5 separate regions of the Mus musculus genome follow, and all the other regions are linked to region 2. A link is a loop called in an ENCODE intact Hi-C map of the cell type or tissue named here. Cell type or tissue: heart. All regions are shown on one strand. Links, peaks and the distances in the headings refer to the core of each region. The heading gives the core; the rest is flanking DNA. Region 1 overlaps Hpd (4-hydroxyphenylpyruvic acid dioxygenase). Region 2 has its middle 12 kb from the start of Tmem120b. Region 3 holds the start of Rhof (ras homolog family member F (in filopodia)). Region 4 overlaps Tmem120b (transmembrane protein 120B). Region 5 overlaps Setd1b (SET domain containing 1B).

Evidence for each region. Peaks named below come from ENCODE experiments on the same cell type or tissue, not always from the same donor. Only the 100,000 strongest peaks of a DNase experiment are listed, where the experiment ranks them.
Region 1: a loop joins it to region 2, with 6 times the contacts of the local background. A loop is called at or near these places in 32 of 42 quality-filtered maps.
Region 3: it touches region 2 in a loop (6-fold over the local background); 19 of 42 quality-filtered maps call a loop at or near these places.
Region 4: it touches region 2 in a loop (4-fold over the local background); 28 of 42 quality-filtered maps call a loop at or near these places.
Region 5: it touches region 2 in a loop (4-fold over the local background); 18 of 42 quality-filtered maps call a loop at or near these places.

What each region holds. Positions count from the first base shown.
Region 1 is chr5:123,168,629-123,174,458 of GRCm38, reverse strand. It overlaps Hpd (4-hydroxyphenylpyruvic acid dioxygenase), which reads left to right. Exons shown (of 14, transcript NM_008277.3): 12 at 1-108; 13 at 2,173-2,289; 14 at 2,371-2,652. The coding sequence ends at 2,481. Setd1b (SET domain containing 1B) reads right to left here. Exons shown (of 17, transcript NM_001040398.2): 17 at 5,829-5,830. Among named protein-coding and RNA genes, the nearest start is that of Hpd, 11 kb to the left of the region's middle. In heart, for the core only: no CTCF peak of the experiment used is centred there; a DNase peak (open chromatin) is centred at 2,568; H3K4me3 peaks cover 870 bases.
Region 2 is chr5:123,061,848-123,067,677 of GRCm38, reverse strand. It overlaps the pseudogene Gm6444. Among named protein-coding and RNA genes, the nearest start is that of Tmem120b, 12 kb to the left of the region's middle. In heart, for the core only: CTCF peaks have their summits at 610 (motif pointing left) and 3,302 (motif pointing left); a DNase peak (open chromatin) is centred at 3,167.
Region 3 is chr5:123,130,732-123,136,561 of GRCm38, reverse strand. Rhof (ras homolog family member F (in filopodia)) reads left to right here and starts at 3,933. Exons shown (of 5, transcript NM_175092.3): 1 at 3,933-4,327; 2 at 4,608-4,695. The coding sequence starts at 4,190. In heart, for the core only: CTCF peaks have their summits at 902, 2,955 (motif pointing left) and 3,584 (motif pointing right); DNase peaks (open chromatin) are centred at 891, 1,881, 2,981, 3,751 and 1 weaker place; H3K4me3 peaks cover 4,379 bases; H3K27ac peaks cover 4,292 bases.
Region 4 is chr5:123,114,341-123,120,170 of GRCm38, reverse strand. Tmem120b (transmembrane protein 120B) reads right to left here. Exons shown (of 12, transcript NM_001039723.2): 8 at 5,542-5,603; 9 at 4,979-5,071; 10 at 4,446-4,510; 11 at 3,901-3,969; 12 at 2,726-3,527. The coding sequence ends at 3,414. It overlaps Rhof (ras homolog family member F (in filopodia)), which reads left to right. Exons shown (of 5, transcript NM_175092.3): 5 at 577-1,991. The coding sequence ends at 741. Among named protein-coding and RNA genes, the nearest start is that of Rhof, 15 kb to the left of the region's middle. In heart, for the core only: CTCF peaks have their summits at 2,734 (motif pointing left) and 5,076 (motif pointing right); DNase peaks (open chromatin) are centred at 1,160 and 2,720; H3K27ac peaks cover 834 bases.
Region 5 is chr5:123,146,807-123,152,636 of GRCm38, reverse strand. Setd1b (SET domain containing 1B) reads right to left here. Exons shown (of 17, transcript NM_001040398.2): 6 at 3,882-5,090; 7 at 1-802. Among named protein-coding and RNA genes, the nearest start is that of Setd1b, 7.5 kb to the right of the region's middle. In heart, for the core only: a CTCF peak has its summit at 2,788 (motif pointing right); DNase peaks (open chromatin) are centred at 1,436, 1,726, 2,426, 2,796 and 4 weaker places; H3K4me3 peaks cover 2,313 bases; H3K27ac peaks cover 1,829 bases.

The DNA.
Region 1 (5,830 bases), core at 284-5,283, 110 kb before region 2:
GAGCGAGGCACGGAGTTCTTGGCCGCCCCATCTTCTTACTACAAACTGCTTCGGGAGAATCTCAAGTCAGCCAAGATCCAGGTGAAAGAGAGCATGGACGTCCTGGAGGTGAGGCTCAGCTCAATGCTTAACTAGAAGAACAAGAACCCCGGGTTCACTGGGCCACACACAGAGTTGGTACCATGCGGAGAGTTACAGCAGACCACTTGAGGCCGCTTTGCAGAGAGGAACAGATAAAGGCTGATGGGTGGCTTTAACTGAAATCTATAGGAGAAGAGAGTAAACTGTGCTAAGGCCCTGAGGCAGGCACAGCCTTCAAGTATGCGAGAGACAGAAAGACGGACACATCTCAAGTGTGACAGAGGCCAGGCAGCTTGTCTGAGGCCAATTTTTTTTTGTTTTTAAAGATTTATTTATTATATGTAAGCACACTGTCGCTGTCTTCAGACACACCAGAAGAGGGCGTCAGATCTCATTACGGATGGTTGTGAGCCACCATGTGGTTGCTGGGAATTGAACTCAGGGCCACTCAGAAGAGCAGTCAGTGCTCTTAACCGCTGAGCCATCTCTCCAGCCCCCAAGGCCAATTATTCTTACAGCTATTTATAATTCTGGCCATTTCTCTTCTTTGGCTAGAAACCATTGGGAGGTTTCTTCATCTCATTTTATCATTTATTTAATTGAGTTTTTGTTTTGTATTTTTGTTTTGTTTTATTTTGTTTGAAGCAGGGTTTCTCTGTGTAGCCCTGGCTGTCCTGGAACTCACTCTGTAGACAGGGCTGGCCTGGAACTCAGAAATCCGCCTGCCTCTGCCTCCCGAGTGCTGGGATTAAAGGCGAATGCTACCACACCTGGCTGTTTTTGTTTTCTTAATTTTTAAATTTTTAATTTTTCTTTCTCTCTTTCTCTCTGTGGTATGTATATGTATGTGCACACATATGAGTCTGAGTGTGTATGTCTGTCTGTCTGCCTGTGGAGGCCCAATGCTGGTGTTCGAAATCATCCTTGATCTTCCAACTTATTCACCGAGGCAGGGTCACCCCCAATCAAACCCAGAGCTTACTGATGTGACCAATCTTGGCTTCCTTCCTTCCTTCCTTCCTTCCTTCCTTCCTTCCTTCCTTCCTTTCTTTCTTCTTAAAATATTTGTGAGTGTGTCTATGTGTGGATGTTTGCACATGCGTGCCAGTGGCCACAGAGGCCAGAGGCATCAGATCCTCTACACTTGGAATTACAGGTGGTTGTAAAAAAGCTGCCTGACGTGGGTGTTGGGAACCAAACTTGGGTCCTCTGGAAGAGTAGCAAGTGTTCTTAACTGCTAGGCCTTCTCTCCAGTGGCCCCTCCCCCATCTCTGCTTTCTGAAGCTAGACTTACAGAGGGGTCACCACAGCAGCCTCACACTTACACGGGGTCCAGGGCTTGGAGCTCTGATCTCACACCTGCTTCAACCACTGAGCCGTCTCCCAGCCTTGGCTTTATTTGGGACAGCTTTTACTAGCACAGAAGCCACGTGGAATACGTTAACTTTTTTAAAATTTGTGAGACAGGGTCTCACTGTATACTCGCCCTGGCTGGCCAGGAATCACTTTGTAGACCAGGCTGGCCTGGGTCAACAAAGTGTACATGAGTGTGTGTCTCTGTGTGTACACAGGCCACGTGCTGGAGGAGGCCAGAGGAGAGTATAGAGCCCCTCCAGCTGTTACAAATGGCTGTGAGCTGCTGGGTGTGTGTGTGTGTGTGTGTGTGTGTGTGTGTGTGTGAACCCACAGTCAAACTCTCTGTGAGAGCAGCAAGTGCTCTTACCCACTGAGCCATTTCTGGAGTGGACGACACGTTTTAACATTCGGAGAAACTCCCGGGCTGTTTTTCCAAACTAGATGCAGCGGGCTTTTTTTTTTTTTACACTCTCCTCAGCAACAAAGAAAAAAGTCCGGGTTTCCACTTACGTGCCATCTAATGGGGGGAGGGGGGCTCTAGGAGAAAGGCCAGACCCTAAGCTGGAATGGCCGTGGGGGTGGGTTAGACTGAGGGCATATTTGGAGAAAGCTGGAGAAAGGAGTCTTTTATTGGCTTTGGTGGTGCAGTAGCCTTTACACTTTCCAAGGCTCCCACAAGGATTCCACAAGGTCCAGTTTACCTTCCTTTAACAGAGCCCACTGTCTCCCTCCCAGGAGCTGCATATCCTAGTCGACTATGACGAGAAAGGCTACCTCCTACAGATCTTCACCAAGCCCATGCAGGACCGGCCCACACTCTTCCTGGAAGTCATTCAACGTCACAACCACCAGGTACGGCTTGCACCCAGAGGATAGCATCAGCTGCCTGCGAAATCTTACCCAGCTCACACGCGCCTTCTCTCAACGCCACAGGGCTTTGGAGCGGGCAACTTCAACTCTCTGTTCAAGGCGTTCGAGGAGGAGCAAGCCCTACGGGGCAACCTCACTGACCTGGAGCCCAATGGTGTGAGGTCTGGAATGTAAGCCCCCATCCACACATGGACCACGCAAAGTGCTGGACACATCAGTCATCTCCAACTGGCTGAAAGGCTGAACCTCAGGGCTCCACCCACGTCATGGCCACGCCCCCTCTATTACAAGAGTCCGCCTTGCCTGAGTCCTCCCTGCTGAGTAAAGCTACCCTCCCAGGTCCAAGTTTGTGTCTTGTGTTTGGGCCCCGCAAGGAGCAGTGGCGTCACTTAGCCGCCAGGGGGAGACCAAGACCGCTAAGCTGACTGAGGCCCCTATGGGGAATGCAGGTGCAGGGTGCAAGAACTTTTACTAAGTGGGACCCTGCCCGTATGATCCATCCTAGAAAGACAAAAACAACAAACTGGGTCCTGCGGTGGGTTGGAGTGTGGCAGCGTTTCATCTGATGGCTTTAAAACCTTTAAAGATGAGCCCTCCTTAATGGCATCACTCGGAACACATGGAAGAGGTCAAAGGACTTTAGGGTTGGTGTCCTTCCTCAGCAATCTCAAGGCATTGTTGTTCCTGGTGTGTATGATAGAGCCCAGACCCGAGTGGTTCTGAGCCTCTCCTGCCCTGCATCCTGAGTGTGGCAATCACCAGTCCCCCTAACCCCCAAACCTCACAGCTGCGTTTCCTCACGCCTTGTGCATACTTGCTTGAAAAACAAAACAAAACAACAAAAACATAAGGCAACCGGGAAGAGTGTTAATGGCCAGAGACTGAGCATACCTTACCACCCAAGAGGGTCTATCATCATCAGCACCAGGGACAGAGCGGGGCTTTGCTCCCTTTTCCTTTTGTTTTAATCTAACACTCTTCCCTGAGCCGCAGTCAATTTAAAGTTAGGCTCACTTTATTTTTGAGATTGGGGGTGGGGTGGGGTGAGGGCTAAGTGTGTTGCCCAGGCTGGCCTTGCTATGTAGATCAGGCTAACCTGTAACTCTAGTTCGGCTTGCCTCTGTCTCCATCTCCCAGAGGGCTGGGACTCAAAGGTGTTTGGTATCACGCCATGGCAAAACTAGGCACACTTTGATCTCTGTAAGGAAAAAAAAATATATATATCCAAAGTGGTATCGGTATCATGGGGGAGAATCCAGATGGTTTCTATTCTGGTTTGTTTTGTTTTGTTTCCAAATAGAGGAAAAGTCAGGGCTTCAAAGATCATGAACTAAGAAACCGGGGAAATAAGCTAGGTAGGGTGGTGCATGCTTGGGATCTCAGCACTCCAGAGGATGAGGCAGGAGGATCAGATGTTTGAAGACAGTCTCTGTGACGTGCTGAGATTCAAAACAAAACAAAACAAAAACAAAGAATGTGGGAGAAAATGAAGCAGATCAGGCTGCAGCCGATGCAAAAACACCTCCCTATTTCCATGACTCATGCAAAAACATTTCTCTAACCTAGAAGGTTGCAGCCCGCAGCTTGTGGGCCACATCTGGACATATTTTGTCTGTATGACTTTAAACCAGAGAGTCAGTATTTGTTGTTGTTGTTGTTTTGGTTTTGGTTGTTTTGAGACAGCCGTGAAGCCCCGGTTGGCCAGTTCAGAACGCTCTATGTAGACCAGGCAGCTCAGTAGCTAAATCCCACTGGATCCCGCCTTGCGGATGCTAGAGTTACACGCATGTGCCGTCATGCTGTACTTGAGCTAGCATTTTAGAGAGCTGAGCCATTTCACAGACACACTTGGGGGTTTTGGTTCTTACAAAGACACCCTTGTCTGTGGCCTTGCCCTTGGTGCTAAGACATGGGCACCTTCGCACACACCTTTCACCCTGCAGTTGTCTGGGCCACATCCCACACCAGCTACCTGCTAGCTAGATGACCCTGGTGACCCTGGCTGGACAGACTGATTACCCTCAGTGCCTGTGGCCACATCTAATGAATGGAGAAAATACGGGTCTCCTAGGAGAGCCTGCTTGCTCTCTCTCTCTCTCTCTCTCTCCTGCTTTCACACCGAACACACTTAAAACATTGGCCATTACTATGTCACATGAATTAGGCTTAAATTTGTAGCCTAGGCTGGCCTTGAAACTCAAAAATCTTCCTGCCTCTTCTGCATCCCCAGGTGCTAGGATCACAGGCACGAATCACCTCGCTTGGCTTTATGCCCAGGTTGGTCTGGGTTTTTAATTTTTATTATTGTGTGTGATGTGGATGGGTAGGCACACACCGCTGTGCATTTTAAGACTAGAGGGTAACTCTCGGGAGCCTGCCCTCCCCTTTTGCTCTGAGAACTAAGCTCAGGTCACATCCAGCTTGACTGTTCTTGATCTAGCTCACTGGCTCTGTCTGTGCCACCGTGCCCAGCCTCGTTCTGGGTTTGTCTTCTCAGAGACACCCCCACCCCCGCCCTGGAGACCAACCCCATTACCCAGAACAGGCCACAGCATACCTGGGGAGGTCAGAAGACAATTTGCAGGAGTCAATTCTCTCCTTCCGACACCTGAGTTCTAGGGAATCACACTCAAGTCAGGAGGTTTGGTGGAACACACCTTTACCCGCTGTCTCATCTTGCCAACTTCCCAGCCTGCTTTGATACTGTTTATCTTGAGGCAGCATCTCACTAAGTTGCTTAGGTTCATAGCTCATGCTTTGAACTTGTGATCTTCCTGCCTCAGCCTCTGGAGTCACTGGAATGACAGGCCTATGACACCTCTGGAGTCACTGGAATGACAGGCCTATGACACCGATTTTTGCTTAATTACAGAGCATCAGCTGCTCCAGATACCTAAGAAAGTGCTTAAGAAAAATTATCTAGAAAAAATTTTTCTCTTAAAAAAACAAAACAAAATAAGCCAGGCATGGTGGCACACGCCTATAATCCCAGCATGTGGGAGGCAGAGGCAGAGGCAGAGGGATTTCTGAGTTCAAGGCTAGCCTGGTCTACATAGCGAGTTCCAGGACAGCCAGGGCTACACAGAGAAACCCTGTCTCGAAAAAAACCAAACCAAGCCAAACCAAACCAACCAAAACTGGTGGGGCGTCTAGCTTGACTATAGTCTGTCTCAGTTCAGAACTCACTGACAGGGTCAGAATTTACAACCAACCTCTAACCCTGAGACTTAGGGCAAAATCAAGTGGAGACCAAATGGGCAGTCTGGCGTGGTAGCTCTTGATTACAGCCCCTGCACTTTAGGAGGCAGAGGCCAGGAGACAGAAATTCTAGGCCAGCCTGGGCTAGGGAATAAAACAATCTCAAAAGCAAACAAACCCCCAATGTTCTGAGTGGTCTAGCTCCCCTTCCCCTCCAGTTCCTGAGCTTGGCCAATCCACCCTCATGACTAGGGTGCACTTTCACCACAGAGAAGGGGCCAGGGGTGGGGGGCTGGGGGGGAGAGCAAGAGAGACGGCGTAGCTG
Region 2 (5,830 bases), core at 397-5,396:
TTCCAGGGACTCTGACTTTGTCCACTTTCCACAAACGTGCTTGCTCAAAATAGTGCCACAGACAACACCAAGCCATTTTGCAAAGATATTTATAGCCACACAAACTAGAACCATCCCAAATACCCCCATGCTAGGGAAAGTTAAATAAAGTACAGCCTGAGTCCAGCATGATGGTGTGTGCCTTTTATTCCAGAATCCAGAAGACAGAGGCAAACAGATCTCTGTGAGTTGGGAGGCAAGCCTGGTATCCCAGACCTTATCTCAAAATACCATGCACCCCCCCCCAAAATGTAGTAGGACCAAAAATAATAATGGTTAAAGATATATGACCATTCATATACGCTGAAAAAGATCAGGTAAATTTCATTTAACATAAGTGGTCTATTTTATAAATTTATGGAATTATTTTCCTCAAAATTACTCAGTAGTTTTGTTGAAATTAAAAGCCCCATTTTGGGCTGGTGAGATGGCTCAGTGGGTAAGAGCACCCGACTGCTCTTCCGAAGGTCTGAAGTTCAAATCCCAGCAACCACATGGTGGCTCACAACCATCTGTAACAAGATCTGACGCCCTCTTCTGGAGTGTCTGAAGACAGCTACAGTGTACTTACATATAATAAATAAATAAATAAATCTTAAAAAAAAAAAAGCCCCATTTTAGGCAAGCTTGCTGGTTTTACTATGTAGTCCTATTTGTCATGGAACTTGCTATATAGACCGCTAGCTTTAAACTCAGAATTGGCCTGCCACTGCCTTCTGAGTGCTGGGATTCAAGGCTTGCACTGCTAAGCCCATTCCAACATTGAACTCTTGAGCCTTCTGCCACCTCCCAAGTACTGGAATCACAGGCATGAATGTCTAGCTAATTTAGAACTTTTTTTTTTTTTACTTTCAATTCCTTTAATAAGGTGTTCTGAGGAACCAGGTAAATAACAAGCAGCGGATGAGTAATGCTTCTTAGGCCCTGCTCGGTAAGCCATTAGTCATCTTCTGGTAACTGGATCTTGCTGGGATAGAAGTAGTTGGATTCCATGATGGGAAGGCCATTGACTTCTCGGTATTTCACAAGTCTCTCTCAGCTTCCCGGCGGGCCCACTCTTGCATCCTATAATCAGGCACATAAGCCACGAAGGTGGTCCCAAAGACCAGGACGATGGAAAAACCAAAGAAGAAGACAGCTCGCATATTCCAGATGTCCACCACAGGGTCACTATCATAACCATGAAAGTCAGGGTTCTTTGCGTAGACGTTTTCGTCCTCGGGTTCTGGGTCCTCCTGCCACTGCATGGTCGGTTCTCGTTGCCGCTTTTTCTCCACACCGGATAGGGCGATTACAGCCCTGGAGGACTCCCAGCGAACGAGGGCAGCCTGGAGCCCTCTCATCACCCCCGCTGCTGACAGGCATCGACCATACAAGCTTAACAGCCTGGCCGCCATGACAGCTTGTACTGCGGAGGCCTGGGGGGCGGGCAATTTAGAACTTTTTAACTATATCATATACAGACCCAACTTCCATGGTCCTTCTGTTTTGGCTCGGGCCATAAAGAAATTCTTTGACTCACCTAGTGGCTAGATCTTCCAGCCTTCTTCACTCTAGAGGAGTCTGGCATTATGCCCCTGGAGGAACAATGTCCCAGGGCCAAGAAACATCTGGACAGACATCAGCAAGTTGGTGACTAGCCTGGACTATATAGGACCATGTCTCAAAGAAGAAAAGAAAAAAAAATCACACTGGTAGATTGTTATAAACTAAATCTCGGTGTTTACTCAGATGTGACTGTTCCTTTCCACTGGTGTCCTCTTCTGTTCCAGGTGCAGACATGACATCAGGTATCATGTCCTTTCTGGTCTGTGAAAGCATTCTTTCCTTATTCATCCTGGCCATGACACCTTTGAAGATATATATGGGTATCTGAATAACACCTTTATCAAAAAGTATTCATGTGGCATAAAAATAATTCTGCCTTTAAGGCAGGGGTTTTGTTGGTTTGGTTTGGTTTGGTTTGGTTTTTCAAGACAGGGTTTCTTTGTGTAGCCCTGTCTGTCCTGGAACTCACTATGGCTGGCCTCAAACTCACAGAAATCCACCTGCCTCTGCCTCCTGGAAATTAAAAGTGTGCACTACCACCACCGCCACCACCACCACTACCACCACCACCCTGCCTTAAGGTAGGTTTTTTTTTTCTTTTTTCTTTTTTTTTAATGTACATTGGTGATTTGACTGCAGGTGTGTCTGTATGAGGTTGGGTGTCAGATGCCTTGTAGCAGGAGTCACAGACATTTGTGAGCTACCATGTGGGTGCTAGGAATTGAACCCAGAAGGTAGTTGTTTTTGTTTTTTGTTTTTTGAGACAGGGTTTCTCTGTATAGCCCTGGCTGTCCTGGAACTCGCTTTGTAGACCAGGCTGGCCTCGAACTCAGAAATCTGCCTGCCTCTGCCTCCCGAGTGCTGGGATTAAAGGCATTCGCCACCATGCCCGGCTTAGAAGGTAGTTGGGGTTTTTGTTTGTTTGGTTGGTTTGGTTTTGGTTTTTTGTTTGTTTGTTTTTGTTTTGTTTTTGTTTGTTTGTTTGTTTGTTTTGAGACAGGGTTTCTCTGTATAGCCCTGGCTGTCCTGGAACTCACTCTGTAGACCAGGCTGGCCTCGAACTCAGAAATCTGCCTGCCTCTGCCTCCCGAGTGCTGGGATTAAAGGCGTGTGCCACCACGCCTGGCCACGGTAGTTTTTAAATCCCCATTTCACAGCTTTTTAGAACATTCACAGACCTCACAGCCCCCACTGGTGACCCGTTCTAACAGTTGTAGCACTCCAAACAAACTCATACCCATTTTCTTTTCAAGATTTATTTATTATTATATATAAGTACAGTGTAGCTGTCTTCAGTCAGATCTCGTTACGGATGACTGTGAGCCACCATGCTGGGAATTAAACTCAGGACCTCTGGAAGCAAATTCTGAGCAGCAGAGAAAACACTAAATCGTCTATGATTTTGTCTTTGCTGCAGAATCAAGAGGAACGATTCTCTGCTTAAAGCCTATTTCGAGGGTTCTTTTGTACAACGGCAGGTTCCTCCGGGAAATTCAAGAGAAATATTTTCCAAACACAAGGCCAAGGTTGTGGGCCACGCCTGTAATCCCAGCACCTGAATGCAGGAAGATCTGGAATGGTCCCTGGCCACCCTGGGTCAGGCTATATGAAACCTTGTATCAAAAACAGACAGGCAAACAAAACCGCAAGGTACAGAGTTGGCTAGGCTCTGGGTTTTTAAAATAAGGATACAAGCTTAAATCTTGTTTCCTTGCGCCCCCTGCTGGTAACTTTGTAGAATTTATTTCCTACCAACAAAATTTATTCTTGAATACAAAAAAAAAAAAAAAAAAAAAAAAGCTAAGATTGAGACCCAGCACCAGAAAAAAAGAAACAAACTCATTTCTTGTTCCCTTTGAAACGTCATTTCACGGCAGGTGGTGATCCAAGCCTTTAATCCCAGCACTTAGGAGGCAGAAGCAGGCGGATTTCTGAGTTCTAGGCCAGCCTGGTCTACAAAGTGAGTTCCAGGACAGCCAGGGCTATACAGAGAAACCCTGTCTCAAAAAAAAAAAAAAAAAAAAAGCTGGGTGTGGTGGCTCATGCCTTTAGTCCCAGCACTCGGGAGGCAGAGGCAGGCGGATTTCTGAGTTCAAGGCCAGCCTGGTCTACAGAGTGAGTTCCAGGTCAGCCAGGGCTACACAGAGAAACCCCTGTCTCAAAAAAAAAAAAAAAAAGATTTTTTTTTTAAGATGCAGATATAGTGTGTGTGTGTGTGTGTGTGTGTGTGTGTGTGTGTGGTGTGGGTGCACATGGAGGCAAGAGGTCAACCCTGGGCATTCTCATTTCCAGTCGAATTCTTTTTTTTTAAGATTTATTTATTGTAGGTAAGTACACTGTAGCTGTCTTCAGACACTCCAGAAGAGGGCATCTGACCTCATTACAGATGGTTGTGAGCCACCATGTGGTTGCTGGGATTTGAACTCAGGCCCTCTGGAAGAGCAGTCAGTGGTCTTAACCACTGAGCCATCGCTCCAGCCCCCACTCTTTTTTTTTTTTAATTTATTTATTTTTATTATATGTAAGTACACTGTAGTTGTCTTCAGACACTCCAGAAGAGGGAGTCAGATCTCATTACGGATGGTTGTGAGCCACCATGTTGTGGTTGCTGGGATCCAAACTTCAGACCTTCAGAAGAGCAGTTGGGTGCTCTTACCCACCGAGCCATCTCACCAGCCCCCAGCCCCCACTCTTGAATTTATTTTTTGAGACAGGATTTCTAACTGAACTGGAGCTTGCAGACACAATTAGCCTGGCTGGCCACCAAGCCCCAGGATTCCTCCTAGCGCCACCTGTCTACACCAAGATTACCAAGTGTGCCACCACACCTGACTTTAAAAAAAAAAAAAACTACTTATTTTACTTTTACTTATGTGGACATGTCTGTGTAAGTGTGTGTGCTGGTACCTTATACCCTTGGAGCCAATGAGGATAGCAAAGGTTTGGTACCCAAACCCTGTGTTAAAAAAACAAAACAACAACAACAACAAGACAAAAATCTATGTAGCCCTGACTGTCCTGAAACTCACTTTGTAGACCAGGCTGGCCTTAACTTATCTGCCTGCCCCTACCTCCCAAGTGCTGGGATTAAAGGTGTGCACTGCTATACCCAGCAATAAATACAAATTTTAAAAATTTAATATGGCTATTTAATTTGTAAATCCCTACATTTATTCCTGCATTTAACAAATACATTCTGGCTGGGCTTTTAATCCCAGCACTCAGGAGCCAGAGGCAGGAGGATCTCTGTGAGTTAAGGACATGCTGAGACCCCATCTAAAACAAAACAAGGGCTGGAGAGATGGCTCAGCGTTTAAGAGCACTCACTGGTCTTCTGAAGGTCCTGAGTTCAAATCCCAGCAACCACATGGTGGCTCACAACCATCTCTAATGAGATCTGATGCCCTCTTCTGGGGCGTCTGAAGACAGCTACAGTAAAACAAAACAAAACAATCACAAACACATTCTGAGTTCAGCATCAACAGCCATTTGGGAAAAACAAACCAAACTGCAATGAGATGCAAGTTCATAACCACAAGCAAAGTGAAAGGCAGGACCAACCTGTGAAAGACTGAGGAGAGCTGGAAACGTGGCCCTGGGGTTCTTCCTAAAGGACCCAAGTTCAATTCCCAGCACCCACACAGGAACTCACAACAGGCACCAGGCATGCATGGAGTGCACAGGTAAAACACTCATACATATAAAAGAATACATTTTAAGGCACATAAAAATGAAAAATCTTACATGTCGCTAACACAATGGGGAACATAGCACAGCCACTTTGGAAAACAATTTGACAAGTTTATTGGGCACATACATTCCACTTTTAGCTGTAGGTATGCTACTAAGAAAAAAGAACACATATCCCTATGAAAACTAGTGTGTGTTATAAAAGCATCTTTCGTTCGTTGTTTTTGAAGGCAGGGTATCCTGGCTGTCCTGGAACTTGCTCTGTAGACAATGCTAACCTTGAACTCAGAGATCCTCCCACCTCTGACTCCTGAGTGCTGAGACTGAAAGCATGAGCCACCACTGCCTGGCAAGAGCATCTCTCTCTCTCTCTCCTTTTAAAAAAGATTTATCTATTTATTTTATGTATGTATATGAGTATATATGAGTACATTTTAACTGTCTTTAGACATAGCAAAGAGGGCTTCAGATCCTATTACAGATGGTTGTGATCCACCATGTGGTTGCTGGGATTTGAACTCAGGACCTCTGGAAGAGCAGTCAGTGCTCTTAA
Region 3 (5,830 bases), core at 441-5,440, 69 kb before region 2:
TCCAGGCAAAGGAGAAAGAAAACTGGCTTTGCTTGGGAAGGCAGCCAGCCCTGTTTTTCTTCTAGTGTTTGAGTCCAGGCTGTTCCCGGGGCTCCGTAGGCTGTCCTGTGGTTGGGTCGGGATTTAAGGGCCACCCACCAATAGCCCCAAGAGAAGAAATGTCTCACCCAAGGTTATGAGGCCACCACGGAGCAGAGCCTGGACAGGGTTCCAGGTGTCTTGATTTTCAGCCCAGAACCTGGGCCCGTGACACCCCCTTGCCCAGCTGTCTGGGTTATTTTAGGCTCCCTCCCGTGCCAGCTGTCTGCCTTTATCACTGCCAGAGAGAGCTGTCTGGTATAGCAAGGCTCCACAATGGTCCCGTGGCTCCCGCTGGTGCAGAGGGCCAGGCATCAAGTCCGTCGATGAGCTGGCTTTCTGCTGGGAAGGCTGAACTCCTCACCCCTATTGAGAAGGGGGGCGGGGAGAAGAGCGCTTTGCTAGGTTGGTCTCGTTCATACTTTAGATACCTGGTAAGCCTTGGAACACAACTGATCAACCCTAAAGGCTCTGGTTAGAGTCCTTGGATCTGGCTGGGGTCTTTATCTCCTCCAGCCTCCCACTAATTGATTTAAGTCGCGCTGTGTCAGCTGTACCCTGGAGGGCTACAGGCTTTAGGGAGCAATTAGGCGCTAAGCTGTGACGTGGTGCTTGAAAGGGGAAGATGGAAGTGACCGGGACCAACTTGTGGCTTGCTCTCTACTTCAGGTCTTTTCCACCTCTCTCTCTCTCTCTCCTTTCTTTGGCCCCTTATCACCTCCTGGGCTGTAGGGTGGGGCAGTTTGTCCTGCTGTTGTTCCTGGCCCCGAGGGGTGCCCCGCCTCCTGGTCACCCACGGAGCGTGGGGCGGAGCCGCTCTGGCCTGCAGAGAGAGGGCCACGCCAGCAGAAGGCTTGCCTGAACTGGGAGGTGGCTGTACTCGATTTACTACACGAGATTCCAGTGTCCCCGCCCCTTCCGGCTCCTCCACCTGGCCCCGAGCCCAAGTTTGGAATATGACCTTTTTAGACTCTCTGCAACCGAGGTGGGTCGGAGGACCCGCCATCCCCGCTCTCCACGGCCCCCAGTGTTTTCTCGGATTGTTCCGTGCCAATGGGAACCAGGAGGGAAAGTTGAACAAAAACCTTCAGAGCTATTAAATTGTCGCGTGATGGAGGAGGGTCTTGCTGTGTCCGGGCTAGTCCTAGTGACAGGTTAGGACCCTAGGTATATCCCTTTGTACCAACGTTCGCTGGTTTTCCGCCTGGCTTCCAGAAATCACTAAGCCCATCCTCTGCTTGTTCCCTGGAGCTGTTAAGTAGCTGAGACTTGGAGCGGTCAGGCTGCCTAACCAGGTAGATAAGATAGCCTGGCTTCACCCCTCTGCTAGAGTCTTTATCTCCCCCCTCTTATCCGTTCCATCTGCATTTGGATAGCTCAATAATTGATTTATGGGGCCTCTGAATAGGGGAGTGGTGGCCTTAGCCTCCCCCACCCAAATTTGTACTTTGTCCTTAAAGGCTGCAGTCTGTTCTCCTCTGCCCCCCTGGATCTGAGCTTTAGTCTCTGCAGTGACCACCTGACAGCTCCCTGAGGGGGGTTTGAGGCAAGAACCCACAGAAGCAATTTCTTGCTTTCCTCTGCTCTCTAGGAATTCCTGGACAATGGAGAGTGCCCCAGGCCCCCTGAACATCTTGCTGATGAGGGAGTAAAGCCACCCTGGGTGGGTGTGAGTGCGCGCGCGCGCGCCTATCTCCTCAGCTGGCCCGGCCCGACCTCTGAGGAGGCTCTCACCAGCAGCTGGCTAGATTCCTGGTTATTTTTAGTTACAGATCCAGCCCCACCATCACCACCAGAGTTGAGTCCAAATCCAACACTCTAGGCCGGGTAGTGCTGGGACTTTGCCAGCCTCCTGCTGAGGTAGGGCTGGGTGAGTAGGCAGGCTGGAACGGGTGGGGTGGCCGTGTGCTGTCTGAACCCTCCCCAGAGCTGGTCGCTTTTGGTCATTTCCTCCCTGCAGACTTGCTCTTCCTCCACACAGGTCTGGGGGAGTTTGTGGGAAGCCAGGAGCCCTCTCTTGGTTATATGTAGTAGAACAAGTTTTTTTTCTTAGAAGTGAATTCTCCCCTTGGCAAACTGCAGCCAGCCAGCCTCCTGGGTCGAGAGCCAAGCCAAAAGATGTCTGAGAGAAGAAACCTGGGGTCCTGCAAAGGTAAGTGGGTCCCAGCCCACTCTCAATCCCCCTCTCTCTGTGTGATTGCTATTCCACACTGGAGTCACCTGCTCTGTGCTTCTGAGGAACCTCACCTCTGGCACATCAATGGAAATTGTCCTTCCCTTTTTATTTATTTTTATTTATTTTTTATTTTTTGCCACCCTCACTGGCCACTAAGAGATAGCCCTAGCTCCTCCTCTCCTGCCTGGTTTTGACAGGACTCACTCCATTGAGTCCTGTCTCGTCTCTTTGCAGCCCTCCTCCTCCCCCCCCCCCCCCTTCAGCCAGCACTTAGGCCCTCCCTGATTTAGCCCGTTACCTTGACAACCACTTGGGCCTGTCTCCCTCATCACCACTGAAAACCTGAAGGTGGTTTTCCAGCTGCGGTACATTTGCCCAAGTTGGGCACCCCTCCAGCTTCTATTGGCTCGCCCTCTATACAGCTGTACCCAATATAACAAACACAACCTTCCTGGCCCCTCAGCTGTAGTCTCGAAATTGATCTCACTGGTCCCGGGAACTCCGTCAATACTGCCTCCTCTAGACTGAGCTCCTCACAGGCAGGAACATGGTTGTTTCTCAATAAACAAGTTGCAAAAAAAGGAATGAGTGAGTTGCTGAACATTTGTCTATGGGCGGTTGATCCAGTGACAAGAGGGGCTTCTCCCTAACAGCTGGAGATTGGTTCAGGTTTCCACCCACCCTGTTGTCTTTGCGTTTTCACGGGCGGTCGCTGCTGTCCTCTGGTGGTGGAGCCGTGTATTGCGTCTCCTGGCGCAATGGGGGAGGAGGCGGGGAAACAAGGAGTGAGGTTGGTAGTTACTCCACAGAGTAAAATTTTCTTGATGTTTGCTGAGAACTTGAAAATCAAGACTCCCCATTGTGAGGCCCAGGACAAGAGCTTTGCCAACACTGCTTTGAAGAAATGAACTCCTCTAGTAGAATTATATTCACCCTCAGGATCTGCCTACTGCTGGCAGTCTCCTGGGGTCCTACCGCTTGACCACTGGCCTGATTTTGGAGGTGGACTCGCGGCACACAGTAACAGGAAAAGCATGGGTCGCAGTGATATGAGCCAGCTGTACTGCTAGTAGTTCTGGGAGTACTAGCAATTTGAATGGGGATGAGAGTGGAGCTCCTGGGGTGAAAGACCGGACACCAGAACACTTATTGGTAGCGACAAGGATTATCCGTTTCCAAAGTTTACGGAAGGTCCAGATATTCTCAACTAGGGCTCTCGGCTTGTCACATTTGCGACTTGTCATGTTTGGGGTCGCCCTTCCGAGCCGAGTATCTTGAGTCCGCCCTGAAAACAGGCTGCTGACGGAAGGCATTCGCCGGCAGGGGGCGCCATGGCTCCACAGTACGGGCCAACGGAATGGGTGGGCAGGGTAGGTGGGCAGAATTCCTGCATTTGCACACCGGCTAAGGCCAGGGTCAGACTATGTGGACACACACAACCCACCTTTTGGCATCTTCTCCGAACGACCGCGGCTACAACCTGTGGGAAGATAAGCTGTAGCAGCAAGGGCTGGATGCGAACCCGGGTGCTAGGATACAGCCCGCCAATCAACGTTTTCTCTGTGGGGGTGGGACCGGCCAATCAAAGGGTCCTTGCTAGAAGGCGGAGCTTGCCAACTAAAGGCTGTCTCTGTGAAGAGGCAGAAACCACGAATCTACTAAGCAGGGGGTGGGGGTGCACTGCGCTTGCGGTTCAGCATCCATTTCTTCAGGTTCTTCATTTCCCCTGGGACTGCAAGACAAATACCCGGGGTCCCCGGACCATAGCCGAGGAGAATTAAGACAGGGTGGTGAACCTGGGAGGCTGCCTGGCAGAGGTGGCGCCAGCTGCCCGTGGGTGGAGCCTCGTAGCCCTGCCCTGTAACCCCGCCCCTGCCCTGTCGCTCTACTGGGCTCTAGCCAGCGCGCAGCATCCAGCGCTGCGGGCTCCGGGCTATGGACGCCCCGGGTGCTCCGGCCCCAGCCGCCGCCCCCAGCTCGGCGAGGAAGGAGCTGAAGATAGTGATCGTAGGTGACGGCGGCTGCGGCAAGACGTCCCTGCTAATGGTGTACTGCCAAGGCTCATTTCCCGAGGTAAGGCCCGCTTGGTGGCAGGAGGGGTGAGGATGGGCTTGGGACCGCAGGGAACAAGGGCTTTACCCCAACCTGGACCCAGGCCCCAAGCCTGGACCATGGAGTCTCAGCTGTCTCCTCCAGGCAGCCCTTTGAGAATTCCTGAGCCCAGTGGTTTGCCAGGTTCGAGCTGGTTGGAGTGAGGGTGTTAGACAGTCGTGGGGGGAGGGATATGTCTGGGATGGTTAGCTCACCTTTGCACCCCTTAAAAGATCAACCCGACCCCCCCCCTCTCTCGCAGCACTACGCCCCGTCGGTGTTTGAGAAGTACACGGCTAGTGTGACAGTGGGTAACAAGGAGGTGACCCTGAACCTCTACGACACGGCTGGTGAGTGCACCAGAGCACACAGGCTCCCTGTGGTCATTCCCAAGGTTTCCCCTGCCTTCTGGGGCATTTCCTTCATGACACCCTAACAGGCCAGGTCCCTGCAGGATGCTGGCTGGCTGGGAGGCTCTGGAAGCCAAAAGGACCCTGGCCATCTCAGCTTTAAGTGGAGGTGATAGATTGAGGTGAACTCTGGACCCCCTTCCCCAGCATCCCCCACCCCCCAGCGCTAAGTACCATTCGTTCCCTAGCTATGTTCCTCTCCTGTGGTTCTAGGAAACGTGGGCTGTACTTCTACCTCCCAGGGCTGCAGAATTCGTTCCTTACTGTGTGTGGTCTTTGCTTTGAGTCCCCTGGGGGCTTGGATTCCAATTAGCTGTGTTCCCCAGCCCTATAATTTTAGTTTAGTGAGATCTGGATCAGGGCTGTGACTCCTGGATGCTGCGTATGGCTGGGCAGGTCTATGTGTTGGGACCCCCGAGGTCCTGTGTGAATGTATCTCTCTTCCTGTGCCCCTGGATTCTGGGATCCTAGAGCTCCAGTCTATTCTGTGGTTTCTTGGTCTTGGGCTGTGAAGAAACAGACGATTTGCGCTAAGGCTCTAAAGTCTGGCCAGGCAGTGGTGGCACGAGCACGCCTTTAGTCCCAGCACTTGGGAGGCAGAGGCAGGTGGATTTCTGAGTTTGAGGCCAGCCTGGTCTACAGAGTGAGTTCCAGGACAGCCAGGGCTGCACAGAGAAACCCTGTTTCAGGGGTGGGGGTGGGGGGAAGACTCTAAAGTCTGGATCAAAATAAGGCACTCTCTGCTACTGCCAGCACCTCCGAGAGGGAACTTCTGCTCATAGTCCACAAACGCAGTGGTTCCCTTTGGGATGTCATCAGCCTTTGCAGGGTAAAGGTTGGGCCAGGTGGAGCCTCACCCATCTCTGTGACTCAGTGTTTAGTGACGGGTGGAACCACGTCATTGAGTGCCCCTTCCCTGCTAGTCCACCCCTGCATGTGTGACAGTCGCTGATCTTAGTTGGACCCCAAACCCAGGCACTCTCTCCACCCTTCTGGAGAAGATCAGGAGGGGGAGGTCACCACCTCAGGTCTTTATCTCATTCTAGTAATGGGCAGGTTCTATTGGAGAGACACC
Region 4 (5,830 bases), core at 387-5,386, 53 kb before region 2:
AGCCCAGGTTCGCGATCCCCGAACAGCCACAGCCGGAAACCACCTAGGTCGTTCTCTTAACTGGAGTGTCTTACCAGGCTTTGGGGGGAGCTGAAGCAAACAAGGGTTAAATACTGTGCATGGTGGCACCCAGCCTTAACCCCAGCCCTCCGCCTGGTTGACAAAGTGAGTTCCAGGGCTACACAGTGAGGCCCTGTCTCACATCAAAGACAGATACTCATGATAGTATAGCCAAGATTTTTACATCACCAGCACACTCAAGTCGCCACGATTGCACCAACAGGAACATGAGTGGCAGCTAGCCCTCTATGCCTCCTCAGAATTCCGCGCCCCTCTCTGCTGAAAGCTGGGGAGAAAAGGGAACAGGTGGGGCCATCGAGTGGGCTTCTTGCATCCAGCCATGTGAACACCAAACTGGCCAGTGCTGGAACAGAGATGGGTTCCCACCAACTCTGGAGAGCCTCCAGAGTGAGCCCCAAACTTTTAAGACTCTGGGGGGGTCAGGAGACCCCAGAAACCACCACCCCTGCCCACCTAATTAACACTGCCTCTTCCCCCCACCCCCTCTGACCCCAGGGCCTGAATGCCTGTGAACAGATGCGAGGTGCACTCTATCTGGAATGTTCTGCCAAGTTTCGGGAGAATGTGGAAGATGTCTTCAGGGAAGCCGCCAAGGTGGCCCTCAGCGCCCTGAAGAAAGCGCAGAGACAGAAAAAACACAGGATCTGCCTGCTGCTGTGACCCTGGGGACAGAGGGCCTGACTGGAACTATTACAGCCAGGGACCCAGGCCCAGTGGGTCTTACAGTGTCTGGCATCTGGGGACTCTCAGAACATTCTGGAATGGCCCCTTTGGGTTCAGGCTGTAGTGCACTAGTGAATGAGGGTGCCAGACCCACCAATGTTCCTCTACTTCATGACTGGCACTTGTCCCAGGCCACAGGAGGGTCCTTGTCACAGCTCCTCTGCCCCCAGCCATGCGTGTCTCTCCCTTTCCAAACCAATTTATGCCTGAAACTCAGAACTGGCACCGGGGAATTGTGGGTAAGCATGGGTACACAACGCTGTTCACGAGAGTCCCAAGCCCACTGTTTCTGTCACAGTCTCCCTGAGCTCCTGAGATAGGCTCGGCTACATCCTCCAGCCCCTTCCTGCTTCCCTTCAGGAACCTGGGGACCACAGCCTATCAGGAGAACACAGGCATCAAGCCGGACGTGGGTCTGGCACCAGCTTCTCCCTTCCTACCACACCGAGGACTTCTGTCTCGGGCTTGGTCACAGCCTGAGATGCATGTTCAGAGTGAGAAGAAACAATCTCTCAAAATGTCAAAATATACTCGGGCCAGCCAGGCCACTCATCTGACCCCTGCTCCAGGTCTGACCTCCAACTCCCCAGCCGACTACTGGAAACTCCTGATGGTTGGGTTCATCCCACCATTGGGGACCTCAGACAAATGGGCTCTCCCTAGACTATGGCCCACCTGAAAATGGGTCATTAGTCAGTCAAGCTCCTCACTGGTCCACTCAGTTTCTGCTTCTACTGGATGTGGAGCTCAGGAGTAGCCTACCTCTGCCTCATTCCAGAACTGACATGGCCACCCCTGTCCACGCTGGACAATTTCTCAGAACTAGCCTGCTGACTATCTCCAACAGCCAAAGTCTTGAGTCCTGGCACTCCTCCTGGACGTCACAACTGTTCAATACCTACGTGGTATACCAGGTAGGTTTAGCGCCTCCAAGATGAAGGCACAGTCCGAGAAGAAACCATGGCCTTGGCTGGCCCCTGCCCCAGCACCACTTGACTTGGTCCCCTTCCCCAAATGCTCCAAGCCCCTGCTGTCCCCTGCGGAGCCAAACAAGGACCTCTTGTTCTCTCAGAACCCAAGGCCTTGTGAACAGATCGTGGGATACAGCAGCAGTCAGCAACCCACAGCCTGTGGGCCACATGTGGCCGGCTGCCTGGTTTTGTAAATAAAGTTTTATTGAATAGCCACCATCATGTAATGGCACTTTTTGCTCTACAAGTGCAAGCTGAAGCTGCCACAGGACTAGTCCACAAAGCCTAAGATACTCATCTTCTGGGCTTTAAGGGGAGGCGATCCCAGGTGCCTGCAAAGGATAGGCCAGGTGATCTGGGGACAGGAGACCAAGGGCAGAAATAGGGCAGGCATGAAGGGAGGGGCGGGCTGCGGCAAACAGGGGCAGGTAAATGCTCTTGACCTCTGGGAATGTTGCCAGGCCTTCCCAGTTTTTGCAAGGTAAACAGAAATCTGGATTATGTCGAATCTCACCATGGAGGAGGCGAGTTCTCATTTTTATCACATAACTAAAGAATTTTAAAGTAAGTCCTGTGAGGACCAAATGAAACGTGTCTGAGGCGGCCAGCCGTGACATTGGGTCTGAGCAGGCTGGGCAGGGACAGAACACTCAAACTGGACCTGTTTGCCCCTCCACTCTTGCTGCTTCCTGGACCTCACAGGGTCACACCCTGGGCTGAGCCCACTTAGACCCTTCCACTCCTCCCCTTCCCGTACAAAAAAGAACCTCTGAGATGAAGAGAGGAAGGGAATGGGTGACCTCCGAATGGCTGAAGTTCCAGTCACAAGGAGGGCCTGGCTCCTATGCCAAGGACTCTCAGCAAGTCTATGAAGGTGGCTGGAGGGTTCAGGCACCCAAGAGTCCGCCAGAACTCCAACAACCCAGAGGCTGGGCGCCCTCTGGTGGAGGCCGTCCGCGTCCTTAACACCCTGCCACATGGAGGTCCCAAGGAGGCTGCATCTCTTTCCCCCAGTGGCCAGCAGGCCTGCGGTTCCGGAGACCAAGGCAAGAGACAACACAGGTAGGTTCTCTGAGAACTTAAATATTTGTCCACCGCAGAAGGTGGGGCTGTGGGAGGCTTACAGAAGAGGTGGTGGCCCAGGACAGGGGAGGCTCCACAGGATGCTCAAAGTTTCATTCCTCCCGGTGCCTGGGACACAGTAAAGTAGCAGGTCGGCTAAAGCCAACTCGAGTGAGGCACATCTAAACCCCAGTGAGGGATTCAAATGATAGGAGTAGGAAGAGAGGGGTTCCCTGAGGCTTCTGGCCCCTCCCTGAAAGACAGACACAGGCCTGCCCACGGCCATTACACAGAGCTCCAGGGAAGGCAGGCCTCGGATTCCAGGGAAGCAGGGAAGACCCGATATTAAATATGTTATAAATAGGGAGCTGGGACAGGTTAATACTGCGCGCGCAGGTGGCCTTCACATTCCTCATGTCCGCCGGGGACCGGGGCCTTGGCCCTGCTCCCGGTGATGCTGCTGGCCCCTGAGATGTTGCTGCCCATGGCTACCACTGACCGGCAGCCAGGGTGCTGACTGGAACGCCCAGCAGTCTTAGGTCCCAAGGCCCCCAGGTGGCACAAGGGTCCGGAGGTTCATGGCTGCTTTGTCTTGTTTCTGTTCTTGTGGAGTTTGGCATGGACAACTTTGAGCGTGGTCAGAAAATTGCCCAGGAAGAGGATGAGGAAGGTGAGAGCCAGCACGAATACCTGGTCCATCCAGAGGGCAGCATCCCAAGATGCCCAGGGCAGGGGAGGAAGGAGGAGAAGTCAGTTCCTCTGGGGAAAGAACCCTCCACGAGAGCCTCAACCCCAGACTCTCGGGCAAGCTACAAGAGTGGTCGAGCAAATGGTGGCAACAGGTGAATGAGGTGGGCCCCCAATCAGGTAGGGCTCTAGAAGAGGGTTTGATGGGATGACCCTTCATTCAGAGACACTGGGGGACCCCCTTGCACTATTGAACCCCTTCCCAGTTGACTAGAACTCAACAGAGTTCTCCCGGGGCAGCCCAGCTGCTCCCTCCCTGCTCCCTCTGGCCAGGCAGGCAGACAGACACATGGTGGGAGGGAGGGAGGCACGATACCTGCCATTCTTTGCATTCCTCATGGGTGGAGAGCTCAAACAGGGTGACGGCATTGTAGAGCTGCCAGAACTGAAGACAGGGAGACAGGCGCCCCTCACCCGTCAGTTCCCCTGCAGGTCCATGCGGAAAAGCCGGGGAGATGGACCAGGCCCGCCCCCCACCCCCCCAGCATCCCAGACCCAAGACATGGACATGCCTATCCCGTGGAACCACAAGTGTCTCGGACACGGCAGGTCCCAGATCCTGAGGAAAGGGGGTCCCGGGGGCTACCTGAGGCTTCCTGCCTCTCCTTCAGGGAGAATGGCCCATCCTGTGCCGTGACCACAAGCAGCGGGGAAGCCCTCAGCCCCCCCCCCCCCAGGAAGCTGTGGGGTTCGGGCATTTAATGTGTCATCATGGGGAGCCAGGTTTGGGTGATATCTGCATGGATGGGTACCTCGTCCCAGATACTGGAGACAGACACCTTATGAGGGAAGGGAGCCCCAAAGATCTCCTGTTCCCAGGGGTCATCCCTGACAGTGGTACCCACAAACAGAAGGACTCACATGGCCACAGAAGAGGAAAGGCAGGAGGAAGGTGAGGCCCCGCCACATCCAGGATTGGAACCCTTCTGTAGGAAAGAAGAGAGTACGTGTGTGTGTGTGTGTGTGTGTGTGTGTGTGTGTGTGTGTGTGGTGTACACGCACACGCCTGTTTAAAAAACCATATACGGTCTGGTCTCTCTGCTGCCCAAGCTGACCTCAAACTTCTGGGCTCAAGTGATCCTCCCAATTCAGCCAACTGAACTATTGACAGGCCCCACCACACCCGGCCTCACACTGTATCATTGTGTATATTATAAAATTCAGACCAGAAAGATAGGCCTTCTAAAGGGTAGAGTCGAGGCCCAGCACTGAGGGGCCTAGAACGCTGTCGCTACCACACTTGGGGTGGCTGAAACAGTACCCTCCATCAATTATGAGCAGCCAGTGGGTGAAGAATATCAGCTTCTCTCTGCCGCATGGAGGTCTGATGCTGTCCCTCCACTGGAGGGAGGTGGACCGGCATTCCCAAACCCACCCGTTGCCCAGCTACTCACCCACTGTGAGGTCCAGGTGGTTCCTCTCCCCCAGGGCCCGCAGTCTGTAGAGACAGCCCCTCTGGTAATAGTACTGTAGAAACTGAACGCAGCCTGCAGGGGGAGCATAGTACCCGGGCTCAAGGAAAGCATCATACCCTGAAATCCTCTGTCCTTACATGCAGATGGGTGTGGGTGGGCTGGGCAGAGGGGCAGGCCGAGAGCATCCTGGTGACCAGCTTCAACTTTGAATTTTAATAATTTGCCTCAGCTATACATCTATGTGACTGCCTCGATTTTTTAGCAGCTGTGTTCCCCCTGCATGGGGCTGCTTCTTTTCTGTCTTAAGTTGCCCGCTGCACCCAGGATAATCCCCTACAGCTTGCCTTCTGAGAAGCGTATATCGAGTGCCTACTGCCAAGTCCAGAGGTTTCTAATCTGGTCAGTGCTTTGCTGGGTCATTACATGTCTGAGCTGTCTCTGCTCTCAGGGATAAAGCATGGTCGGACCAGAATGGAAGCAAGAGAGCGAGCAGATCTCCGGGAAATCAGGTCCCTCCCACTAAGCTGGATTCCAGCACTCACTCTGAAAAATGGAGAACGCTAAAAACTGATTTCGAAACTTCTGGTAAATTAGTCCATTAGGCCTGGAAAACAAAAGAAAACAAAAAACAAAACAGAATGGGGGACACGCTGTAAAACCAGGCATTCATCCATACCCCAAAAGGAAGAGAGCATTTCTATCCTTTGTCCTCAAGCTGACTGGGCCACACCCATCAATCACCCTTTCTAGAATGAAGGGACATCGTGGTCACTCTCGTTCCCCGTGCTGTTCCCTGTCACCTCTGCCCCAGCCAACAGAAATTACGAACTA
Region 5 (5,830 bases), core at 426-5,425, 85 kb before region 2:
CCCACCATTCGTCAAAGGCCCGGAAGGCCACCACCTCTACCATCTTGCGGTTGAGATCACGCTTCATGATGGCCTTAAGTTCCTTGAGCACTACCAGCAAGACCCCATCCACCGTGGCCTTGTGCGGGTCCTCCTGACGTGGTATGTAGCCTGGTGGTGGCACGGAGGGGTCAAACTTGGGCAGGGGCGGCCAATGCTGTCCACGTCCTGGGCCACTGTTGCTCAGGGAGAATGGGCTCCGGTAGGGGGGCAAGTTGACAAACTGCAGTCCAGCAGAAGCGGCGGCAGCCGCAGCGGCCATGAAAGGTGGGTAGGGACAAGCCCCCTGGCCTGTCATGAGCCGGCTTAACATCTGTGTTTGCATCTGGAAGGACATGGGCATGCCACCCCACTGGCCACCCAGCACATGGCTCATGTCCACCTGCATCACAGGAAACAGTCCCGGTGGGAAGGGAGGTAGCGGCGGAAGGATGGGTGGGGGCGGGACACCCGGGGGCGCTGGCAAGGGTGGCGGGGGCACTGTCACTGCAGGATGGGCTGGTGGTGGTGGTGGTGGTGGTGGAGGCAGAGGTGGGGGCATGGGGAAGCCAGGTTGTGGTGGGGGTGGAGGAGGGGGCGGGGGTAATGGAGGGAAGCCAGGGGGTGGGGGCAGGGGCAGGTTTGGAGCCAGCACGTTGGGGGCTGCCACAGCCCCGGCCCCTGGGGTCACCACCATGGGCTTGGGGCAGTCAGCGCTGGTGATGGGGGCCGAGGGCATCTCATCATCTGAGATTTCCATGTCCTCTCCTGAGGACTGCTGGCCCTGGAAGAGAGCAGTGAGGGTTCTGTAAGCATTTTCCAAGCACCAAGGAGTCAGAGTCTTGGGATCAGGGGATCAGGGGATCAGTGTGGGGGACTCCCAGCGTGCTGGCCAGACCTCGGGCACATCAGTCAACCATTCCAAACGATACTTTTCTCCTTTGGTACAAGGGGCATCCAAATAGCCATTCCCTCTGCGGCACCTGTGTGCCAGGTACTGTTCTAGATGCGGAGAAGCCGAAAGTGACCGAGACAGCCACAAGTCTTGATTTGTATGGAGCTGAACTTCTAAAAAATGGTGGAGGTGAAACGTAAGCGGAATGAGAAATCTCAGCATGGGGAAGGGGAAAGGCCGAGAGAAGGGAACAGGGTGTGGGGAGAACCCCGCAGAGGTCTGAGAGAGTCTGAAAGATCACAGGAAAGAGTTAACACTCAGTGATGCTTCCCACGTGCCAGGAAAATTTACATGCATTGGCCAGTTCTTAGAACAACTCTGGGCGGAGGGGTCTGTTCTCTCCACTGTTACTAAGGAGGAACTCAGGACATGTAAAGGCTTTAGTAACTTCCTGGAGACCATGCAACCAATAAGAGCCACAGCCGGGGGATTTGAAACAGGAAGTGGCTCCCCAGCCTGGGGTTCAGCCACTGTGGCCAGCAGGGCTTAGTGCAAAAGGTACCCGCTTCGAGGAAGTGCTGGCAGCCTGGGTGGGGGTAGGCAGCCGCCTTAAGGACCCATCAATTAGAAGGGGTTTCTGTTTGTTTTTGTGCTAGGGACTGAGCCCTAGCTGACATGCTGCTAGGTCAGTGCTCTACAGCTCCAGAGCTGGGCCAGCTCACTCCCACTGGGCCAGTTCAATCTTCTCACTTAAGTCTCCTTGGCTTTTAGAACAGGCTGGCAAGGCTGAGAGCTACAGACATGCGTGGTCGCATCCCACAACAGACCTCAAGAAGCCGGGCTAGGGCACACACACACCAGACACCTGCCCCAGGAAGAGCTTCCGCTAAGACTGCAAGGGGGGTGGAAAGGGGCGGGATCAAAGGACAACCTGGGCCAAACTTGATGTGGGAGGAGTCTATTGAGATCTGGGTCTTTTGAGATGTTAGCATCTGAGCCTGGGAACTGGAGAGAGGCCCTGAGTTGCTATGGTTTAGAGGTGGGAGCTGGAGGGAAGGTGAGAAAAATGAGTTCCGGTTCCGCAAGGGACTCTGTGGGTCAGACGCCCCGCCCCCCCCTCCCAAACACACACATCTCACCCTGGGTGAAAATATTAAGAAAACAAAGCTTAAGTGACAGTAGGTGCTTTGGAAGGCTGAGAAGGCAGGAGGTCAGAGGTCACACACCACCTGATGAGAAGGGCCTCAGAGGAGTCATCTGCTGGGGAAAGGAGTGTCTAGACTCTCATCTCCCCCTGTACACACAACACAACACATCCTGAGAGCACACTCTCAAGGTACCCTTGGGAGGGCAGGCCAGGCAAGCTGAGCAAGAAGAGAAAGAATGCCCTAACGTCAGCTCCGGACAGCACCCAGCATCACCGTGGAGCAGCGCTCAGAGGGTTAACTCCCGGCTGCTATAGTCAGCCAATCACAGGGGCGCAGGCAAACTGGCTCTGCCCCCTCCCTCCCTGGCCACAGCGGGTGGGAACCAGTTGGCCGCAGTGCCTGTAGTTCAGGCAAACTGAAGGGACACCTTGTTTCCATGGAGATGGTGAGGCAGGACTCATACAGACCCACTCAACAGATGAGGAAACTGAGACTAGAGAGAGAAAAGACCTTCCTCTATAGAGGTCACATAGTCCGTGTGACAAGGCAGCTAATTAAGGCTCTGGGGCTGAAACCTTTTTTTTTTTTTTTTTAAACTCACCAGCCTCTGCCTATCCTGTCCCTTCCCACGGGTCCTCTCTACCTCAGCCTTGTCGGGGCAAGAGCTCTTACAGACACCAAGCACTACCAGACAGCAGAACCTAAGTACTGCTCTCCCGACCTCCAGCAGGGGGCGCCGGAGGGCCGACCTGATGCTTAGCTCTACTCTGAAGCATCTCCATAATTCTGTCCTGGAGCAGTCCAGACTCCAGCCTTCCCAGCCTCAGCTTTCCTCTTCTTATGCCCAGGGAGGGAGGGAAGGAGGGAGGAAGGGAGAGAGTGTTAGGGCGGCCTGTGACCTCCAGCGACTCAACCCTGGACCAGGTGGCTGGCATGATAAACATCCGCCAAACCTAGGCTGCCTAAGAGGGATGGGGGAAGGGCCTACAGCCTAGTTAGTTAGCTCAAGTACACCTGTCAGTTCCCTCTGCCTTGACCCTTGAAGCCAGAAAACCACTTCCCCAGAACTGCTAGCAGGCTCCCAGGAGCCTCAGCCATCTGCGGCCCCACCTCCTCCCCTGACTCCCAAAGTTCCTTTGCAGGCAGCCAGAGGGGGCTAATGGAGGACACGCAAATCTGTGTCCACAGGTGCATGGGTCTCTTATCTGAGCGTCTACTTGTTAATGCGTGCTGGGCCCCCTAGTACAAGGACCCAGGGTTGAGCTTAGAAAGATGACACAATGATCCTCTCCCCTAGAAAACCTGGACAGTGGAACCTTCACCATCCCAGCTTCGAAACTTCTTGAGACAGGAGGTCTGGGTAATGAGATAGAGGGAAGAAAGGAAGGAGTAGGGGGCAGACACCTTCATCTGATTTACACTCTGTTCCCCTCCAAAGCTAACCCTAACCCCTTCCCCCTAAACGTTAGATCCTAAATTAGCCACCAAGAAAAGGAAGACAGATGGACAGATGGACTGCTGGACCGCTCCACCTGCATGCTTTCTCCTCTCTTCAGGGCACCAGGCTCTGAGAAAGAACACCTGGGAGTGTTTGTTGAGCCAGCCTCACACAGCGCCATTAACAGAGACAATGACCTGGGACCATGAGCACAGCCTAGGGTCTCTCCGAAAACCCCGCCAGAGCTCAGAACTTAGCCTGCGTCCAGGGAGGAGCGTTACAGGGTCCCGTTGCTCCCGCATCTTAGCTAGTAAAATGTATCAGGAGTAGAACACAAGACAGACAAAATCAATCCCAGACAGACAGACAGGCATGGTGGTACCTCATCCATCCGCTCTGAGGTGGGGGTCCTGTCTCCTGCCAGGTCCAAATCCACCTCGGCTGTCTGGCCTAGCAGACCCATAGGGTCTGGGGGGCCTGGCTCAGGTGGGGGCCGAGGCCCCAGGCCCAGGCCCAAGTCCTCATCTTCATCAGAGTCAGGCAGTGGTGTGGGACTGATGTCCTCTAGACCTGTGCTGGAGGGGCGCGAGGAGGGTGGCGAGGGACCGCGGAAGCCGGGCTGCGAGTTAGTGCCAAAGTGGCTGAGCGGGGAGAGTTGGGAGGAGGAGGAGGAGATGGGGCTGCCTTCCATCTGTATCTCGGTGTCTGAGTCCTGCTCACGAAGGAAGGGCAGCTTGGTGCGTTGCTCCTTCAGCAGCATCTCAATGCGGGAGTCCAGGCTGTCATGGGGCTTCTCTGGCCCGGCTGGAGAGGACTCCAGAGTAGGGGTGCCAGGGCTGTCACAGGGCTCAGGACTCCAGCCAAAGGTAGGCCGACCACCCAGCTCCATGCTGTTGCTGTCAGGGGGCGGGGGACCAGGAGGGGTGCCTGGCTTCTCCTTGGCTGGAGGCTCAGCGGGTGGCAGGGGCGGGGGCGCAGGTGCCCTCCGGAACTCCCCACTGTCGCGGCTCCCAAAGGCTGCTGTGGCGGTGGGCTCCTCAGGGGGTGGCGGGAAGGGGGGTGCTGGAGTCTGATATGGAGAGAAAGCTGATTTGAATCCAGAAGCCGTGGCTGTTTGGGCAGGAGGTGGAGTATGGGCAAACGTGGTGGCATCCTGCGACTGAGCCTTGAAGGGAGTCCCGCTGCTGCCAACTGTCCCAAAAGAGAGGTCCGAGGAGCCTCGGAAAGGAGCTGTGGCTCCAGCCACCGCTGAGTTGTGGACATAATGATGTTCGTGGCGGCGGTTGTAGGCATCTGTGAACTTGCTCTCGTGCCGCCTCGCCTTGAATGTGGCTGTGGGGTCCTGGCTGAAGAGATAGGAGGGTGTGGGCTGACGGCTGGAGTAGCTGGAATCCTGGGAGAAAGGGGTGCCCAGGCGAGGCGTGATTGGGGTGCCTTGTCCATAGGAGTTGGGTGTGTCCAGGCGGCAGCTGGAGTAAGCTGTGTCTTGGGAGAAGGGGGTCCCACCGCTATTGGGGGTGACTGACGAGGAGCCAGAGCCGCAGCCTGCAGACAGGCTGCCATCTTTGAGGCGCTTCAGAGCATCTGATAGCTGGAGAGAGAAGAGATCATGGGTGTTGTGGGTGTGGAGGGAGGACCGAGCTGAACCAGGCAATTGAGCTGCTTCCCGCTAAAACTTTGGCTGCTAGGGAGTGTGGAGCCCATGACCTCCCATCACAAGGAAAGAACTGGAGTGCCTGGAAGTGCGCAGGGGTTTTTTTGTTTCTTTTTGTTGTTGTTGTTTTTCCCTATCCCTAAGTATAGATGTTTACCCTCTGCACACATAGAGGATTGTCCCTAATACTGGCAGCACAAAGAGAAGACCCTGATGTTTTGGTATAGGCTGCTATTTCCTTCCCAAGCCTCAGGCCATCTGACATTAAAGGGTGTGACACAGAGATGTGACCAATGACTGTGGTCTTGGGTTTGATGGACTGTCCTTACAAATTCTAGATATTTAAAAGGTGTGACAGCCCCTCCCCCATGCCTCCTGATCAGCAGGCAAACAGACTTCAGTCCTCTGGGAGGGGGGGACACCTCAGTTCATACTGTGGCTGAATGGAATCAGCTAGGTGAGTGTCCTGGTATACCGTGGGTGGAGGAGCCAGTCTGTTCTGGAAGAGGATCTGAACTCTGCTTTCTGGAAATACGTACAGAGGGTGCCCGGATACCAGACACTAAGACCCAAACGTAGCGATGTTTTGACATTCATATAGAAAAACAGCCTGCATCTGTGGGAATCCCAGTATGGGTGGAGGGTGGGTGGAACCAGAGGAGGGACTCAGGGATGCT